Linked DNA regions of Homo sapiens: regions 1 and 2 are each linked to region 3. A link is a contact called in ENCODE Hi-C or POLR2A ChIA-PET data. All regions are on one chromosome and are shown on one strand. The core of a region is the stretch at or near the end of the contact, and the rest is flanking DNA. Distances in the headings are between cores, read along the strand shown.

What was found. Hi-C counts contacts between places; a loop is a spot of excess contacts on that map. ChIA-PET counts read pairs that join two places held with the same protein, here RNA polymerase II (POLR2A). Pooled maps may share reads with other maps.
Region 1: a loop to region 3 is called in a map of heart right ventricle, with 4 times the contacts of the local background. The contact joins the enhancer-like site here to the promoter of MPPED2 in region 3. A Hi-C loop is called at or near these places in 38 of 168 maps with a recorded cell type or tissue (A673, Caco-2, Panc1 and 18 more), 14 of 37 single-sample maps with no recorded cell type and 31 of 50 pooled maps. POLR2A ChIA-PET finds 5 or more read pairs at or near these places in 1 of 52 experiments (activated T-cell).
Region 2: a loop to region 3 is called in a map of heart right ventricle, with 2.8 times the contacts of the local background. The contact joins the enhancer-like site here to the promoter of MPPED2 in region 3. A Hi-C loop is called at or near these places in 2 of 168 maps with a recorded cell type or tissue (both heart right ventricle) and 5 of 50 pooled maps. POLR2A ChIA-PET finds 5 or more read pairs at or near these places in 2 of 52 experiments (H1 and activated T-cell).

Annotation. Positions count from the first base shown.
Region 1 is chr11:30,357,281-30,360,318 of GRCh38, forward strand. All of the region lies in intron 3 of LOC102723403 (a long non-coding RNA gene), which reads right to left. Among named protein-coding and RNA genes, the nearest start is that of ARL14EP, 36 kb to the left of the region's middle. Within about 2 kb of position 1,539, at least 2 of the 41 ENCODE cell types and tissues checked have a DNase peak (open chromatin) inside an H3K27ac peak, as active enhancers do; they include heart right ventricle and left ventricle myocardium inferior, where a contact is called at or near this core.
Region 2 is chr11:30,390,991-30,394,282 of GRCh38, forward strand. It overlaps a transcript of MPPED2 not described here. Among named protein-coding and RNA genes, the nearest start is that of ARL14EP, 70 kb to the left of the region's middle. Within about 2 kb of position 1,678, at least 3 of the 41 ENCODE cell types and tissues checked have a DNase peak (open chromatin) inside an H3K27ac peak, as active enhancers do; they include heart right ventricle, where a contact is called at or near this core.
Region 3 is chr11:30,584,706-30,587,854 of GRCh38, forward strand. MPPED2 (metallophosphoesterase domain containing 2) reads right to left here and starts at 1,648. Exons shown (of 7, transcript NM_001584.3): 1 at 1,337-1,648. The region is part of intron 1 of MPPED2-AS1 (MPPED2 antisense RNA 1); the gene reads left to right. RefSeq lists a silencer at 1,553-1,602.

The sequences.
Region 1 (3,038 bases), core at 289-2,788, 230 kb before region 3:
TTCTTCTTTTTCTCTCTCTCTCTGTCACACAAACATATACAAAATCACTTTCGATCCTCTTATCTTGCTTAATATCTTTCATGGAACTTATTACTATCCAAAATTAAATTTCAGACAGTTTATCCATTCATTTACTTCTCTGTTCCTGTATTCCCACCAAACTGTACACTCCATGAGGTCAGGAGGTGTGTCTGTGCACTGCAGAATAGTGCTTGGCATGTAACAGGCACAAAATTAGTTGAATCAAAGAATGAACCCATTCACTGAACTTACATTTACAAAATGCCCAATGTCTAAGTGCGAAGGATTCAAAGATGATGATAATCATAACTACCATTCACTGAAGGAGCCCTCAATGAGCTAAAAGCTTTACATACAGTATTTTATTTGAATCCCTCAACAACCCTTTGAATCATGTGTTTCTATTTTCTTTCTTTCTTTTTTGCAAATGAAGACATAGAGGCTCACAGAGACTGACTTATTACCACCAAGCTAGAAAGAGGTAAAACTATAAATTAAACCGGGTTTGTCTGGCCCTGACTCCAGGAATTGTCATATTCAAAGATTAATAAGAGACAAACATCCTCCCTGAGAACCTCAAAGTCTCATGCTTTGGATTTGAAGCATCATTGTCTTAGAGGATCCTCCTAATATTCTGTGGCTGGAGAAAGAATCTGACAATAATTCCTGGAGAACTGGAGTTGGGACATTTGCCATCCTGGGGCCTTCAGGAATGTCCTTGTCCATGGCAGGATCTGGTATGCCATGCTACTTTCCCTTTGGTGAGGTCAGATTCTGCTGTAGAGGTTTGCCAGGGCTACCCATATTCTCATATCCTTGGCTCCAGGTCTGCATATGAGCCCAGCAGCTGTCAGGGATCCTATTTACTTTTAATAAATCTAACAAATGAATGATAAATAAGTGGTGATTCGTCTGCCTCAGAAAATCCAGCAAGGGCAGGACCCAGCCAGGTGCATGGGAAGCTAAACTCTTTTCCAGCCTTCACAACTGAATTTTAAATTGCCAACACCAAGCTCCAAAGTCAGTTCAGACCCACAAAGTTTCTATGTATTTTAGAAGTCACAGAACTACCCCTCTCTCTGGTCTCTTGGAATAAAAGAAAGTTCCTCAGCCTATTCATTCCATGAATTAAAAAAAAAAAAAAGATTAAAAAAGGTCTCCTCGGTTACAATGCCATTCATATCCTTTGACCAGAAAGAGTTAGAGAAAAACTTCGGGATTGATCTGAGGGACACAGAGCCCAGGTTCCATTAAAGTGTATTAATGCCAAGGTCTGTGCAATTAGTGAAAAGTCAATTCCCATTACTAGTTAACACTATTGAATATCTGCTTTCTTTAATAAAAAGCCATGTCCAGTACAAAGAGAATAAATCAATAGGTTGGCTGCATTTAGATCTATTCTGCCTTCTTCTAAAATGCACAGAGAAACTCCCTGTCAGAGCTCCACTGTCTGTCTGCCAAGCTCAGTTTGTAAACTGGCAGCTGGCCCTGCCTTCTTTGCCTGGAATCTTTCATTAGCACTTTCTCACTTTAGCTCTCATTTCTCTCATCAGGAAAATTAAGTTTTATCCCATGCCTAAAATTCTTCTCTTTGAGCTTAATCTCGATCTGCCTCCGAATTGGACTGGTTCAGAAAACGAGCTGCAAAGCCACTGTGGCCATACATCTAAACCTCAGCCTTCGCCAAGCATCGGTTCTTCCTCAGGCCAGGAGAGTAGGGTACACACAATTTCTAACAAGGGTCCAAAGAGTCCCAAGAGCCTGAAAGACTTTTCTCCTCCAGAGATACCCTTTGCGTTCTTTTACATCTGGTAACCTTCCTTGCTGCCAAGGAGCTGGAATGTTCCAGATCCTTAACTGTGAAGAGCAAAAGAAGGATACACCTGTCCGGTGAAGTTTGCAAGCCCTCCCAATTCTCAGCACCACATGCAGAAGAAGGATGCATTCACCTCCTGTCTGTGGAGGCTGCCTTTCTGTAGCTAAGCCCATCTATTTATCTTCTTTGGTGCGGACCACTAAAAGGAGAAAGCTGTTTAGACACTATCTTCATTATAATGCTTGGTTTATTAAAGACTAAAAGGATACTTTGATTCCCACTGTACATATAAGTTACTCATAAGTTGGAAAATTGTGTTTCCGTGAAAGCAAATTACTGTACCTTAAATTATTTCATTAACCAGAATGCTCAGTCTTTGATGGGAAAAGGAGGATTGATATAATTTTACTTTAGTTCAGGTTTACTATGCAGAATTATTTGACATTCTTCTTTAATCCTTTGGTCCTTATTCCGCATCCTCTCTCCCTTCTCAGAGTGTGTGTTTGGTGGGGTGGGTAGGTTTGGTGGTGATATTGGTTTGGGTCATGGTTTCGGTAGATGAATAGATTTGGAATTGCATTCTTTTCAGGACTCAGCAAATTGGTGTGTATCGTTCTGGGTTTTTTCAATTGGTTCAAGTCTACTATTTCTCCACTTAAGCAGGTTGAAATATCTAATGAAACAAGCACTGCTAGAACCAAATCTGTTTATTCCTGTTGCTGAGATCCTTTCATGCCACTTTCCATGGCCCCATTTCTGGTCCAGAGGCCTGGTCTGCCATTAGAGAGAATCACAAACCAGGCCCTACACTGTGAAACCAACGAATGATCCCCAGTACTGTCATGGATGTTTCTTGAAGCCACTGGAGTCGTCCACTGTGGTCGGAGAACTCAGGGAGGGAACCTTCTGCATTGCTTCCCAGAGCAGCTGTGGGGTGACAGTAACAGGCAAACAGTGGAAATGCACACCATCCTAATACAAGGGTGGAAAGTGTTCAGTTGTGAAGAGGCATTTATGTTTACACAAACAGCCAGTTTTTCCTCACATTCAAAGTTACAGAGTTGGACAAGGCAGGCTCACGAGGTGACAAAGAAAAATTTAACTAATCAGGCAGGCTATCCCCAAGTGTTCCAATGGCATGGATGATTCTGCCAAAGGGACTAACTGATGAACAGGTAGCTGGGTGAGGAGACTGCAGATC
Region 2 (3,292 bases), core at 428-2,927, 190 kb before region 3:
TAGACTCTAGTCCCTGACAGGAGAGTGGCAAAATTATAGTGCACAGGGGCCTGGATCCTGGAATGGAAAAAATTTGCAGCCATTAAACAACGTACCACAACCAGGCCACAGATAGATTGCAGATCCCAGAAGTGAAGAGATGGAACTGTCTAGGGGCTTCAAAGAAGCTAGGGAATTGATTCTGAACTGCAGGCCCAGTGGCTTTGGGCCCCAACTCCCTTTATAAAGTGGCTTCCCTCTGGAGGGAAGCTCAGCAGCTTTTTTGCTGAATGGCCTAAAAGACAAAGGCTAATTGCTCTTTGGTGTGGTCATTTCAGTCTTTGTCTTGCACTGCTCATACACTCTGTACTTTGGACGTGATTGTAGACCAGCCCTCAGGTTCCTCATTGAGGAAATCTGGGCCAGGTACCTAACGTTATCAGTTGGTGGGGCAGGCAGTAGAAGCCATGGTCTCTGAATGAAACAGTTGGTGGGATAGTGGGCTCTCACATAAAATTGCTTGGGTTCGCATCCTGGCTCTACCACATATTGCCTGTGATATATGAACAAGAATTCTCTAAGCCTCAATTTCCTTCTCTGTAAAATGGAATGATTGTGTATGTTTCTAAATGTTTAATCATATGTGTACATGTGTGGATTCAATAAGATCATGTCATTTTGCTTCAATGTCTGGCATTTATTAAGTCTTAACTATTAGTTCTCATTATTTTCCAATCAACATAGAAGCCAAACTGAAAAGTGTTGTTTGAAATGAATTTCATAATATATATTTATAGAATCAAATATCAATTTAAAAATGGAAAAATTCAACCTCCCCAGTTACCTTCACATCTAAAGCCCCAACATTAGGCTTTAAATTAATGTGATTCAGGAAGTCACATGAAAAGGGTCTGCATTTTCTAGTCACACCAACCTGGATGCTAATCCTGGCTCTGCCAGTTACTAAGTGTGTAATCCAGAGCAAATTACCTCTCTAAGCCTCAGTTTCCTCATCTGCAATGGTACATATAATAGTAGTACATATAACTACTTCAAAGAAGTAGTTGTGAGAATTAAGGTAATTATGTAAAGCACCTGGTGTATGGTAGGTGTTCAAACTATACTATTTCTCTTCCTTCCACTTTGAATTTCTAACTTCCCACTTGAGTTCAAATAACAAATTCAACAACATTTTTGAACACTGGCATGTAGAAGATAGCGATTGACTCCCCTCTAATGGTTTCTTTGTTTGATTTTGGGGTCTTTGCCAGAAGCCACAAAAAGAATAAGCCTTCTCTCTCTTGAAATGTCAAATGCTTTTTTGTCCTTATTGACTGTTCTCACCGGTCTGTCTCTTTAAGGAAAAGGCCCTGAACAGGCTGCTTACCCCATTAATACTAAAGGCTGTGAGTTTTTCAGTTCCACTGAACTCTGTGTGACCTTCGCAGACAATAATTACTTTAACATAGGGTTAGGCAACAGCAACAAACTTGTCTGAAAATAAGCCAGGGCTTAAAATACAACTTAACCTGGGAGATTTAAGCAGGTAAAGAAGATGGCTTCTCTCCGGAATTGCTTCTTGATTAATCACCCCATCTGAGGTCGTTGGAAAAATGACAGTTTTCAAACAGGGCTTTAAATGTCTCCTGCTCTACTTTTCTACCCTGGCAGAAAGCCAGTCCCTGCAAGCCACTGGTTCTTAAAGGGGACGGGTTCCCTTGGATTTCCCTGAGCTGGAGCTCAGGAGCATGAGATAGTAATGGATAGACAGATGGGAGAGAGTGTTCATGCTCCCCACTTAAGGTTTGCTCACCTCCAAGATAGACTCAAGGAGCAGTCACTGAACCAGGAGGAAGGAAGCAGCAATATCTGAGGAAGAAGTGCCTATTTTAAAATGTGCTCAGGGTTTAAGGCAAAGTGTGTCCACTAGCTTCTTTCCAAACACTTTATCCGGTATCTTGCCTTCTATGCTTGGGTCCTGGCATTTTGTCAGCTTGGTTCAAGTCTTCCCTCTGTTCCTCTTGCTGGCCTCTTTCCATCCTAGGGTTCTTCCCAGCCACTACTTCCCTGAACATTCACTCCTTGTATTTGGGAACCTTCAATTTGTGCCCAATCTGGAGATCACCTCTCATCGACAGTTGTTTCTCTTTCTCAAATTAACTATGAGTCATGTGGGTCAGAGTCTTGCCTCTCCACCACACCTGCTGGGTACTCAGGACATCACTGGAAGCCCACAGCCAGTGTCCCACCCTCTGTGTCCTTCCTAATAGACAACCCTATCTCTGCTCTCACTACATCCTGGATACAGTCTCTAATAGACAACCCTATCTCTGCTCTCACTACATCCTGGACAGTCTCTGTGGTCTTTAGATGACTTTGGCTTTATCATCCAGGCCTAAAGCATGCCTCCAACTCAAAGGATTTTCAGACCAGAGTTCCATCTTGGCCTTGGGTAAGAGATTTTCCATAGAAAATTCCCTTCCCTTTATCTCAAACCAAATCAGCTCTGTCCAGGGATGGTTTGGCACAACCTCCTGCAATTTCCTATCCTGCTTACCTGAGTATGTATACCATCTGACATAGTATATAGTTACTATTTATTATAATATAACCTCCCAGGAGTTTTTGTTATGTTTAGAACTTCATCCTCTGTGCCTAAAACAATGTGAACACATAGGTAGTGCTCAATAAACATTTGCCCAATAAATAATAAACAAATTATATTTAAGGACTCCCAGAGTTCTGGGGTGTTATGCCTTGTTTATCATAAGTTAGAATGGCTTCTTGCTGGGATCATTTTTCAAAATATGTTTAATTTTATCCTGTTTTTAAAGTTAATGTACAGTTAATCTGACTTGTTTTTGGTGTGCAGTTCTGAGTTTTAACACAGTATAGATTTGTGTAGCCACTACCACAATCGGGATACAAAACAATTTTGTCAGCCCCAAAAACTCCCCTGTGCTGCTCTTTTGTAGTCATGCTTTGCCCCCATCCTAACCCCTGGCAACCACTGATCAGTATAGTTTTGTTTTCTTCAGAATATCATACAAGTGGAATATATCTTTTGAGACTGTCTTCTTTCACTCAGCATAATGTCTTTGCGATTCATCCAGGCTGTTGTGTGTACCAATAGTTTGTTCCTTTTTATTACCAAGTAGTATTCCACTTTATGGATGTGCAACTGTTTGTTTATCCCTTTACCTGCTGAAGGATATTTGGATTGTTTCAGTTTTTGGTGATTATAAGTAGAGATACTATAAGCATTTGTATGCAGGTTTTTGAGTGAACATGAGTCATCATCTCTCTAGGGTAA
Region 3 (3,149 bases), core at 398-2,897:
CCGAACCCACAGCGCTGAGCCCGAGCCCGGGGCCGCCGCCTCCTCCCTGCTCTACGCCTGGGCGCTGCCAGGTTCCTTCCCTGGAACGGCGGAGAAAGGAAGGGAGGGAGCCAGCGAGCGTTGGAAGGGGGTGTGGAGGCCACGGGATCTCCCCCTCTTCTGACATCTTTTTTCACTTAAACTTTTGTTTGTCCCACCCCCCCGACCTGTTTGTGTTTGTTTGCAGCATCTCAAATCAATTATACATTTTTCATGACCCGCATTTGCACTTAATTTGGGGTGTGTGTGTGAGAGGGGGGTGGTGATGTACTATTATAAATCAACTTCACTGGGGCATCCTTAATTTATTTTCTTGCTGACGGATTCCAACCGGCTCCTGAGCCTCTAGAAAAATGCCCCCTTCACCTCCTAGGCCGCAAAACCCCGGAATTCAAAGGCTTTACAAAGATAACCTTGTTATACGTAAATAGCAAAGAAACTCCTGCCTCTGTAGAGAAGAAATCCGGCGGCAACGGTTACTTTTCCTCGGTACTCGTCCCCCGTCGCCTAGCCTCGACCCCAGCTTGGGTCGCCGGGTCGCTCCGCAGGCTGCGAGCGCGGAGACCCAGGCAGCGGCGGAGAGTGAGGTTGGGGCGCGGGGACGGGGTGAGAAAGAGCCCCGAGCGAGAGCGGCGCGCGCGGGCGGCCCCGGGGGCGGCCGCGGGGCGCAGCCGGAGCACAAAGCTGCGCGGTGCCTTCCCCTCGTCACTGCACCTGGCCTCGGGCCGCCGCGGGAGCCCGGGGATCGGGCCAACACAATGCACCCAGGCCTAGGCCGGGGCGGCTCGAACACATCACCCCGGGACTTTCTAGTAAACAGCTCGCTGAGCCCTCGTCCCCACCCCCATCCCCGCCGCCCGGCTTCCCCAGCTTCTCGCCGATACCCCCTCCTCTCCTCCTAAGAAATCCTGGCGGAGGAGGGAGCGAAGAGGTGGGGACCCCCAGAGGTCGGGGGACTGATGGCTGGAGGGGGTGGAGAAGAGAAGAGGCGCAGGATGGGGAGTCGGAGGGAAGACACCTCCTAAAAAAGAATTTGCTTTCGCTCAGGGGTTGAAAATCAGCCCTCCCCGAGCGCCGAATTGCCCGGGAGGCGCCCGCTCGTGCGGATGTCAGGGGCACCGGGGCAGCCCGGGTCCGCAGCCTCCGAGCCCCTCGCACGCGCCTCTGACAAGGCACCTCTCACCCGGGCTCCGCTTTGTGTGTGCATTTTTTTCCCTTCCTCTAGTGCTCGGCACCGGGCTCCCGGCCGCCTCCTCCCCCTCCCCCGCCCTCCGCCTCCCTTCCCGGGGCGGATTACCTTTCCCGGGCTGCGCTCCGGATCCCGGGGATGCCTTCAGCGCCCGGCGAGCAGGCGATCCATAGCCGAGCGGCCCGAGCCGGCTGGAGGAGCGCTGGGGGCGCGCGGGGGCGGCGAGGGGCGCGAGCGGGCCAGAACCTTCGACCCCGGAGGTCCCGCCGCAGGCTGGGGCTGGGGGCCAGGGGGCGCGGCGCTAGAGGGAGGCGGGGGGAGAAAGGACCCGAGCAGCCTCGATCTGGGGAGAGAGCGAGCGAGGGGGCGAGGAGAGGGAGCGAGGGCGCGGCGAGCCGGAGGGAGAGCGAGCGGTGCAGTGACAGGGACTGCCACTGGGGTCAAAGGAGCACAGCTCCAGGAAGCAGGGCGGCCGAGGCGCCGCTCCGTGCGCGCTCCCCGGCGGGACCCCGCGCCCCTGCACGCCCCTCCCGCAGTCCCTGCCCACTCGGACCCCCACCGGTGCCCCGAAGCCCCAGGGTTTCGAGAGGAGGAGGGAGCCGAGGGCGAGGCCCGGTAGCCTGCTGGTGCTCCCGGGTCAAGCAGGCGGCAGGAAGCTGAGCTGCAAGTTCATCATCATGAGTGCGATCTGCGTAAAAAATGATAGGGGAAGGAAGGCGGGCTACGGTGCCCCAGGAAAAGAAGGGAGCTTTCTCCCAAATGGTGTTCTTCTGCAAAGAGAACACCCAGCTCCCCGCCACCCACCGACCTGCCAGGCTCTGTCAGGAGTCCTGGCACCGTTCCAGGACGCAGGGCTCACCGCAGGGGTAAGGGGAGCGGCTGGGACACTTCGCTCAGACCTAGGAAGGCGACCCTAGGTTCCCTCCCATCTGCTGATCTGAGGCTTTCCTGGGGGAGAGCTGTGCTCCTTTTTCCCCAAGCCTTTCAACACGACAGACACACACACACACACACACGCTCACTCACTCACTCACACACTCACCTCTTTCTCTCTGCAATGTTGCTGAGAAAGAAAAGGCCAACCCAGCTGATCATTTTTTTTACCTCCATGAATTAAGGCAGATTCAGGACAGGAAGGTGAGGAGAGGCAAAGACTCTAATTGTTTCCATTTTCGTCTTTTGGATAAAATTTTCCCCAAAAGATAAGCATGTCAAAAGCATTTTAAAAATCAAACTTAGTCCAGTTTTGTCTGCTACTTTGGAAAATGGAAGAAAAGGTTTTCAGAATTTTGTACAAACAACACAAGGAAAGGAAATGCCGCTGAAATGCTGGAAGACAGAAAACAAGGGAGAGAAGGCTTTTAGAAAACTTGGTTGGCAGGGTTGTCTGTGAAAGATGAGGTGGCCCTGTGATGTTATGCCATTGTCATTGCTGAAAGATTGGGACAGCAACCAGATCTAATTCCTTTCTAGGAGTCAGACTGAAAGATCTGTGCATTCTCTGAAGGGAAATCCAATGTATATATATGTGTGTGAGAGAGAAGTGTGCTAAGTATACTATGTGACAACTGACTAGACATCCTGGCTGAAATTATACCCCCTAAAAATAAAAAGGAGCCATTGCAACCTGGTCTGTGGCCTCTGTGCTGAGACTAATTGGTTTCCAGGGTCTGGGGAGGAAGGGAGAGAGGCTTGTAGGAGCCCCTATAAAAAAAGATCAAACGGAATTCACTTGAAAATATTTCCCTTTTACAATGGGCTTTCCTGGCACTTGAATTTTAAGTAACCCATCTCTTATGCCTAGGCTGAAATGAAAAGGGAAATGGTCTTACTAATGTATTTATTTTATTTTACAGCATGCCCAGAGTGTCAGTGCTTGTCAAATGTGCTGGGGTGGAAAGGACAGTGTCTTTCCTTGCCC